Linked DNA regions of Homo sapiens: region 1 is linked to region 2. Evidence: read pairs that join two places in POLR2A ChIA-PET (ENCODE). Cell type or tissue: GM12878. All regions are shown on one strand. Each heading gives the region's core, and the rest is flanking DNA. Links, peaks and the distances in the headings are about the cores only. Region 1 overlaps CANX (calnexin). Region 2 overlaps MRNIP (MRN complex interacting protein).

Region 1 (4,390 bases), core at 94-4,093, 140 kb before region 2:
ACTCGGGAGGCTGAGGCAGCAGAATTACGTTAACCCAGGAGGCAGAGGTTGCAGTTGAGTCAAGATTGTATCACTGCACTCCAGCCTGGGTGGCAGAGGAAGATTCTGTACCCCCTCCACGAAAGAAAAGAATCTCTTCACTTTAGTATCTTAGTTGGGAAATGACCTTAATTTGTCAGCATTAAAAGAAGCTTCTTGGCCACGTATGGTGGCCCACACCTGTAATCCTAACACTTCGGGAGGCTGAATCGGATGGATTGCTTGAGTCCAGGAGTTCCAAACCAGCCTGACAACATAGTCAGACCCTGTCTCTACAAAATCTTAAGAATTAACTGAGTATAGTGGCATGTGCCTGTAGTTTCAGCTACTCAGGAGGCTGAGGTATGAGGATTGCTTGAGCCCAGGAAGTCGAGACTGTAGTGAGCCATGATCTTGCCACTGCACTGTAGCCTGGGTGACAAAGTGAGATGCTGTCTCAAAAAACAAAACAAAAAACCCAAAAAACTTCTTTTCCACAGGAACTGAGGTTCGAGATAATTTTAAGAATAGAATAGGTGTTTTTGGCCAGGCATGGTGGCTCGTGCCTATAATCCCAGCACTTTGGGTGGCCGAGGTGGGCGGATCACCTGAGGTCAGGAGTTTAAGACCAGCCTGGCCAACATGGTGAAGCCCCATCTCTACTAAAAATACAAAAATTAGCCGGGCATGGTGGAGGGTGCCTGTAATCCCAGCTACTCAGGAGGCTGAGGCAGGAGAATTGCTTGAACCCTGGAAGCGGAGGTTGCAGTGAGCCAGATTGTGACACTGCACTCCAGCCTGGGCGACAGGAAGACTCTGTCTCAAAAAAAAAAAAAAAAAAATTGGTATTTTTTGCTGGACATGGTGGCTCATGCCTGTAATCCCAGCACGATGGGAGGCTGAGGCGAGCAGATCACTTGAGGTCAGGTGTTCAAGACCAGCCTGGCCAACATGGTGAAACGTCATCTCTACTGAAAATACAAAAATTAGCCGGGTGGGGTGGTGGGCGCCTATAATCTCAGATACTCAGGAGGCTGAGGCAGGAGAATCACTTGAACCCGGGAGGCGGAGGTCACGGTGAGCCAAGGTCATGCCATTGCACTCCAGCCTGGGCAACACAGTGAGACTCCGTCCCCCACTCCAAAAAAAAAGGTGTTTTTTTTTTTTTTTTCTACAAAGAGCTTTGCTGATCTAATTTCTTCCTTTTTTTTGTTGTTGTTGTTGAGAAATGTTGAATAATAGAATAAGTTATATTTATAATTATACATAAATCCAATAAAAATAGTTTTTCAGAAGTATCTTGTAGTTGAACTTATTTGGATGCTCCAATACCTGGACAATTGACAATTGAGTTGAATCATTTTGATACAGGGTTTTTTTTGGTTTGTTTGTTTATTGAAGCTTTTCCTGCTAGTTTGAGATCATAAATAGGCATGCCTCTTTCTGAAGAATATAATAACCTTTTTTTTTTTTGAGATGGAGTTTCACTCTTGTTCCCCAGGCTGGAGTGCAATTGTGTGATCTTGGCTCACCACAACCTCTGCCTCTTGCATTCAAGCGATTCTCCTGCCTTGGCCTCCCAAGTAGCTGGGATTACAGGCATGTGCCACCACGCCTGGCTAATTTTTTTTTTTTTTTTTTTAGTAGAGATGGGTTTTCTCCATGTTGGTCAGGCTGGTCTCAAACTCCCGACGTCAGGTGATCTGCCCGCCTCAGCCTCCCAAACTGCTGGGTTATAGGCGTGAGCCACCGCGCCTGGACTACCTTTTTAATTTTTTTGAGGCGGAGTATTGCTCTGTCACCCAGGTGGGCGTGCAGTGGCGTGATCTTGGCCTACTGTGACGTCTGCCTCCCGGGTTCAAGCGATTCTCTTGCCACAGCCTCCTGAGTAGCTGGGATTACAGGCTTGTGCCACCATGCCCAGCTAATTTTTCTTTTTTTTATTATTATTATTTTTTTTTTTTTCCAGCTAATTTTTCTGTTTTTAGTAGAGACCGGGTTTCACCATGTTGGCCAGGCTGGTCTCGAACTCCTGACCTCAAGTGATCTGCCCGCCTCAGCTCCTGAAAGTGCTGGGATTACAGGTGTGAGTCACTGTACCCAGCCTAGAATATAACAACCTTTTTTTCTTTTTTTTGTGACGGAGTCTTGCTTTGTCATCCAGGCTGGAGTGCAGTGGCGCCATCTTGGCTCACTGCAGCCTCCGCTTCCCAGGTTCCAGTGATTCTCCCGTCTCAGCCTCCCCAGTAGCTGGGATTACAGGCACACACCACCATGTCCAACTAATTTTTGTATTTTTAGTAGAGCCTTGTTGGCCAGGCTGATCTCAAACTCTTGGCCATCTGTTGATCCGCCCACCTCGGCCTCCCAAAGTGCTAGGATTACAGGCGTGAGCCACTGAGCCCAGCTTAACCTTTTTTTGTTATTTCCAAAAGTAATACATATTTAAGGTATAGAAATTCAGAAGCCATAAGTAAGCAAAAAGAAAACACTTAAAGCGAGGGAGAGGGGTTGAAGACAAGTTGGTTAATTGGTACAGAAATAAGGTAGAAGGAATAAATTCTAATATTTGATAGTACAGTAGGGAAATTATAGTTAGAACAATTTATGGTGTATTTCAGAAGAGCTGGAAGAGAATTGTACTGTTCCCAATACAAAGAAAAAGTAAATGGAGCCAGGTGCAGTGGCTCAGGCCTATAATCCCTGCGCTTTTGGGAGGCTGAGGTGGGAGGATCACTTGAGGCCAGGAGTTCTAGACCAGCCCGGGCAGCATAGTGAGACCTTGTTCCTACAAAAAAATAATTATTCAGGCTTGGTAGCATGTACCTCTAGTCCCAGGTGCTCGGGAGGCTGTGGTATAAAAGGATCCCTTGAGTCCAGGATTCGAGATTGCAGTGAGCTATGATTGGGCCACTGCACTCCAGCGTGGGTCACAGAATGAGACTCTGTCTCTATAAAATAGAAAGAAAAGGTAAATGTTTAAGGTTACAGATATTTCAATTACTGTGATTTGTTTGTTTTGTTTTGTTTTGTTTTGTTCTTTTTGTTTTTTTGAGATGGGAGTCTCTCTCTGTTGCCCAGGCTGGAGTGCAGTGGCCTGATCTCAGCTCACTGCAACTTCTGCCTCCCGGGTTCAAGCGATTCTCCTGCCTCAGCCTCCTGAATAGTTGGGACTATAGGCATGCGCCACCATGCCCGGCCAATTTTTTTGTATGTTTAGTAGAGTTGGGGTTTCACCATGTTGGTCAGGCTGGTCTCGAACTCCCAACCTCAAATGATGGGCCTGCCTCAGCCTCCCAGAGTGCTGGGATTATAGGCATGAGCCACTGGGCCCGTCCAATGACTGTGATTTGGTCATTACACATTATATACATGTATCAAAATATCACACGTACCCCGAAAATATGTACAAGTACGATATGTCAATAAAAACATACACAAAGAAGTCACTTAAAATTATCTTAAACATCAGCATTGTGATATATATTTGTCAATATGTGTATATACACATATACAACTTTACATGCTATATCTAACTTTTTTATTTTTTTATTTATTTTTATTTTTTTTTTTGAGACGGAGTCTCGCTCTGTCTCCCAGACTGGAGTGCAGTGGTGCGATCTCCGCTCAGTGCAAACTCCGCCTCCCGGGTTCACGCCATTCTCCTGCCTCAGCCTCCCGAGTAGCTGGGACTACAGGTGCCCACCACCACGCTGGGCTAATTTTTTGTATTTTTGGTAGAGACGGGGTTTCACCGTGTTAGCCAGGATGGTCTCGATCTCCTGACCTCGTGATTCGCCCGTCTCGGCCTCCCAAAGTGCTGGGATTACAGGCGTGAGCCACTGCGCCCGGCCCTTTTTTATTTGAGACAGAAACACTGCAATCTCCACCTCCCAGGTTCAAGCGATTCTTGTGCCTTAGCCTCCCAAGTAGTTGGGTTTACAGGTGTGCACCAACATGCCCACCTAGTTTTTGTATTTTTAGTAGAGACAGGGTTTCACCATGTTGGCCAGGCTGGTCTCGAACTCCTGGCCTCAAGTGATCCACCTGCGTTAGCCTCCCAAAGTGCTGGGATTACAGGCATGAGCCACCACACCCGTTTCTTAACAACAAAAGAGTGTGAAGTTCTTCCTCACAGAAATATTCATTTTCATTATCACTGACACAGCAGCATAGGATTCCTTGTTTGGATGTGCTGTAACTCAGTCTCCTGTGTATTAGATATCTAGGTGTGGAATCTGGGCTTTAATATACATCACACTTAAGATGCTTTTATGGGGCCCATGTGGCTGGGCACGGTGGCTCACACCTGTAGTCTTAACACCTTGGGAGGCTGAGGTTGGGCAGATTGCCTGAGCTCAGGAGTTTGAGA
Region 2 (4,390 bases), core at 247-4,246:
ATAGGGCAGGGACTGCTGGATGGATACTGAAGCGCATTCTTCCCGAAAACTAGATGTCATTTTCCAGTGTGCGTGTGGTCAGGGGTGGCCACGAAACCAGCCTCTTTCCATGGCACTGTCACTTGCTTCCCAGCCTGGCCCTCAAAGCCTCTCGGTAGCTCCTCCAAGCACCTGCCCTTCTCAGTGGCTAGAAGCACAGTGGCTAGAAGCAGCTACAGATGAGCCTCAGGGAATAGAAGCAGCTCAAGATGGCAGGAGCTTGGATCCCTGAGCAACCACATCAAGGGCAGCGCCCTGCTGACCTTATCATCTTCCCAGGACTGTTATGAGAGCAAGAGAAACGTCTATTGTATTAAGCCACCACAATTTTGGTGTGTTTGTTACTGTGGCCTAGTCAGCCATACACCACATACCACACACAGCACAGAGGCATTGAGGGGAGTAAGAAGGCTTCCTCAAGGAGAATGTAGAAATATATACATCTCAAACAAGCCATGCTCACCATGTGGGGTGTCTGCCTACCTGGTAAGCCAGCCCCTCTCTTCTGAGACCCAATCCCAGTTGACTGGACCAGAGGTGGGCATCCGAGTCAGCCTGGGCCAACCAGGTTGCTTCTCCTAGGAATTTATAATTGAGACTCAGCTCTTCCAGTTGGCTTGGAATGAGATTCTATGGACTTGGAGCAGAGAATCTGACTGAACAGTCTGGGGAGAAACAGAAAGGGAAGGAGAGGAGAAAATAGAGTAAAGATATAGGGAGAAGCTGGGTGATGGGCAGGAAAAGCTGATGTCTGGCTTGTTGGCAGCTTTTCAGTTCTTGGGGCTAGTTTTTCAAGGGACCGGGGATGAAGTTCTGCCCTTGGATTCCCTAAGAGATCTCATTACCTTGCCAGCACTTTATTTATTTATTTATTTATTTTTTAACTTTGCTGAACCCATTCTGAAGTGTTTTTTTTCCCTTTTTTAAAAAAAATATCAGCCAGGCACGGTGGCTCACGCCTGTAACCCCAGCACTTTGGGAGGCCAAGGTGGGCAGATCACGAGGTCAGGAGATTGACACCATCCTGGCTAACATGGTGAAACCCCATCTCTACTAAAAATACAAAATATTAGCCGGGCGTGGTGGTGGGAGCCTGTGGTCCCAGCTACTCAGGAGGCTGAGGCAGGAGAATGGCGTAAACCCAGGGGGCGGAGCTTGCAGTGAGCGAGATCGCACCACTGCACTCCAGCCTGAGTGACAGAGCGAGACTCCGTCTAAAAAAAAATAAAAAAATAAAAAATATCAGGTGAAGGCACTCACCAACATTATGAAATGTTTTTGTCTACGGAGGCAGGTGGATCATTTGAGGTCAGGAGTTCAAGACCAGCCTGGCCAACATGGTGAAACCCCGTCTCTATTAAACATACAAAAAACAAATTAGCTGGGTGTGGTGGCATGCATCTGTAGTCCCAGATACTCAGGAGGCTGAGGCAGGAAAACTGCTTAAACCCGGGAGGCGAAGGTTGCAGTGAGCCGAGATTGCGCCACTGCACTCCAGCCTGCATGACAGAGAGAGACTCCATGTCAAAAAAAAAAAAAACCCCAAAAAACAGCAATTTAACTTTTAGGACTTTGTCCTAAGTAAACAGTAAACAGCTGGTCACGTGGATAAAGAGGTTTTTGTGAAAAGCTTCACGGTAGAGTTGTGCATAACAGTCAAAAGGGAAATCAACCTAAATGCCCAACAAGGTTGGGCCAGTTCCTTACTCACTCCACAAACACCGAGCACTGTGCTAGGTGCTGCGGATACACCAGCAAATAAAAAGCCTCTGTTCTCACGGAACTTACAGCCTTAGATGGACAATCCGTGCATAAACACATGACTATGTAACTTCCATAGGATACTGAGAAGAGGGAGGGGAACTCCACAGTGAGCACAAAGGCCTGAAGAGGGAGCAAATTTGGGTTTAAGGTCAGAAAGAAAGCACATGGCTGTAGAAGGAGAGGAAAGATGAGAGGTGAAGGGAGAGGTGGCACTGGGGCTGGAGCAGGAAAAGAGCAAGTTCAGTAAGGCAAAGGATGCAGGACAGTTTGGGGTCCTAGAGTTCAGGAGGGGCAATACGGATGGACTGAAAAGACGTACTGAATGCCAGCTGCAAACAGCTGGATGAGAGCATTTACAGCCTGCCCCTGCCTGCCTCCACTTCCTGAGCCCACTATCCCACACCTCCACCTCCACCAACGGCCTCTGCCCTTCCCCGGCTGCCCTGATTCCTCTGTCATCTTCTCACAGTCCCCAGTGCTTTCCTTTCCTTGTGCTCAGCCGAGTTTTAAATTATGCAGATGCATGTGTGCATTAGTTTCTCTTCCCCTTCCACACAAGTGCATCTGTGAGGGCAAGAATGACAATGGGCTTACTTTCCACTGTTCCCCTTGTGCTTGGCACACAGAAAGTACTCAAGAAATACTTGCTGAATGAAGAATCAAATGGCAGTACCTTTCCAGATTCTGCTCCATCCATTTCACTTCCTGAAGGAACAGGAAGCTCGGAAGCAGGAGCTCCGTGTCTGGGGAACTCTGTTTGAGAGAGGATGATCCCAGCTGTGGCATGCTGGGACTCCCTGGAAGGGCTCGCTGCAGGCCTGCGCCCCACTTGCTTTCTGTTTTGTAGGACTCACCTGCAAAAAGGACTGCTTCTCTCCACAAGCTTTGCATGTCCACTTGACACTCTTTTTTACCTGCAATGAAATTTCAGAAATACAACTCAGATAATTATTTAAAACAAAATGGAATTGGGCTGGACTCGGTGGCTCATGCCTGTAATCCCCCTTTGGGAGGCCGAGGCGGGCAGATCACAAGGTCAGGAGTTCGAGACCAGCCTGACCAATATGGTGAAACCCAGTCTCTACTAAAAATACAAAAATTAGCCAGGCATGGTGGCGGGCACCTGTAATCCCAGCTACTCAGGAGGCTGAGACAGGAGAATCGCTTAAACCTGGGAGGTGGAGGTTGCAGTGAGCCAAGATTGCACCACTGCACTCCAGCCTACACGACAGGGTGAGACTCCATCTCAAAAAAACAAACAAACAAACAAAAAACAAATGGAATTGGATCTGAAATTTTTTTTTTTTAAATCCCAAGTAGCTGGGATTACAGGTGTGTACCACCACGCCCAGCTAATTTTTGTATTTTAGTAGAGATGGGGTTTCACCATGTTGACCAGGCTGTTCTCAAACTCCTGACCTCAAGTGATCCACCTGCCTTGGCCTCCCACAGTGCTGGGATTACAGGTGTGAGCCACCATGCCTGGCCTGAAATAATTTTTTTTTTTTTTTTTTTGAGACAGAGTCTGGCTCTGCTGCCCAGGCTGGAGTGCAGCGGCGCAATCTCGGCTCACTGCAAGCTCCCCCTCCCGGGTTCACGCCATTCTCCTGTGTCAGCCTCCCGAGTAGCTGGGACTACAGGTGCCCGCCACCACGCCTGGCTAATTTTTTGTATTTTTAGTAGAGACGGGGTTTCACCGTGTTGGCCAGGATGGTCTCGATCTCCTGACCTGGTGATCCACCCGCCTCGGCCTCCCAAAGTGCTGGGATTACAGGCGTGAGCCACCAGGGCTGGATCTGGCCTGAAATAATTTTAAAAACTGATGGAAGGAGTCCAGAAACAAACCAAAGCATGTGTAAACATTTAGCGTATCATAATCATAAAGGTGGTACTTTAAAAGTGAGAAAAGAACAGACTATTTAACAAGTCCGGGTTGGTGCTGGGAAAACTGGCTATCTGTATGAAACACAATCAAATTGGGCTGGGCACAGTGGCTTGAGCCTGTAGTCTCAGCGACGAGGGAGGCCAAGACTACTCGAGCCCAGGAGTTTGAGGCCAGCCCGGGTAGCATGGCAAGAGGCTGTCTCACAAAACCAAATCCAAACAAAACAAAACCACTCTGAAAGACCCAAATTGAAGCTGTAAAAAAAAATTCCATAATATTCCTGTCTCGCAAAACCAAATCCAAACAAAACAAAAACACTCCGTAAGACTCAAATTGAAGCTGTAAAAAAAATTCCATAATATTTAAATTCTTGTTAAACTTGGGTCTAAAAAAAATTCCGTAACATTTATTTTCAATTCTTGTTAAACCTGACTAGATGTGTTCTCTCTTAACATATAAAATGCCTAAAACCCACTCTAATGCTGGAGAATCTTTACCAGCATTCCACATGGAAGTCAAGAACAAGCCAGGGTTGCCCGCTATTATTTACCATTTTTTTCTGGATGTACTAGCCAATGGAATTAGAAGAAAGTTGTAAGATGTATAAAAATTATAAAGGAGCGGAAAACCCTATCATTATTTATAGACATAATTATAATACCTGAAATAACTCCTGACCTCAAATGATCTGCAGACCTCGGC

The links. Peaks named below come from ENCODE experiments on the same cell type or tissue, not always from the same donor. Only the 100,000 strongest peaks of a DNase experiment are listed, where the experiment ranks them.
Region 1: POLR2A ChIA-PET joins it to region 2 with 9 read pairs; 3 of 35 experiments call an interaction of 5 or more read pairs at or near these places.

Annotation. Positions count from the first base shown.
Region 1 is chr5:179,710,945-179,715,334 of GRCh38, forward strand. All of the region lies in intron 7 of CANX (calnexin), which reads left to right. Among named protein-coding and RNA genes, the nearest start is that of CANX, 14 kb to the left of the region's middle. In GM12878, for the core only: no CTCF peak of the experiment used is centred there; no DNase peak of the experiment used is centred there.
Region 2 is chr5:179,850,721-179,855,110 of GRCh38, forward strand. MRNIP (MRN complex interacting protein) reads right to left here. Exons shown (of 7, transcript NM_016175.4): 2 at 2,658-2,717. Among named protein-coding and RNA genes, the nearest start is that of MRNIP, 5.9 kb to the right of the region's middle. RefSeq lists a silencer at 923-1,082 and an enhancer at 1,625-1,674. In GM12878, for the core only: no CTCF peak of the experiment used is centred there; DNase peaks (open chromatin) are centred at 1,865, 2,028 and 2,381; H3K4me3 peaks cover 1,239 bases; H3K27ac peaks cover 1,426 bases.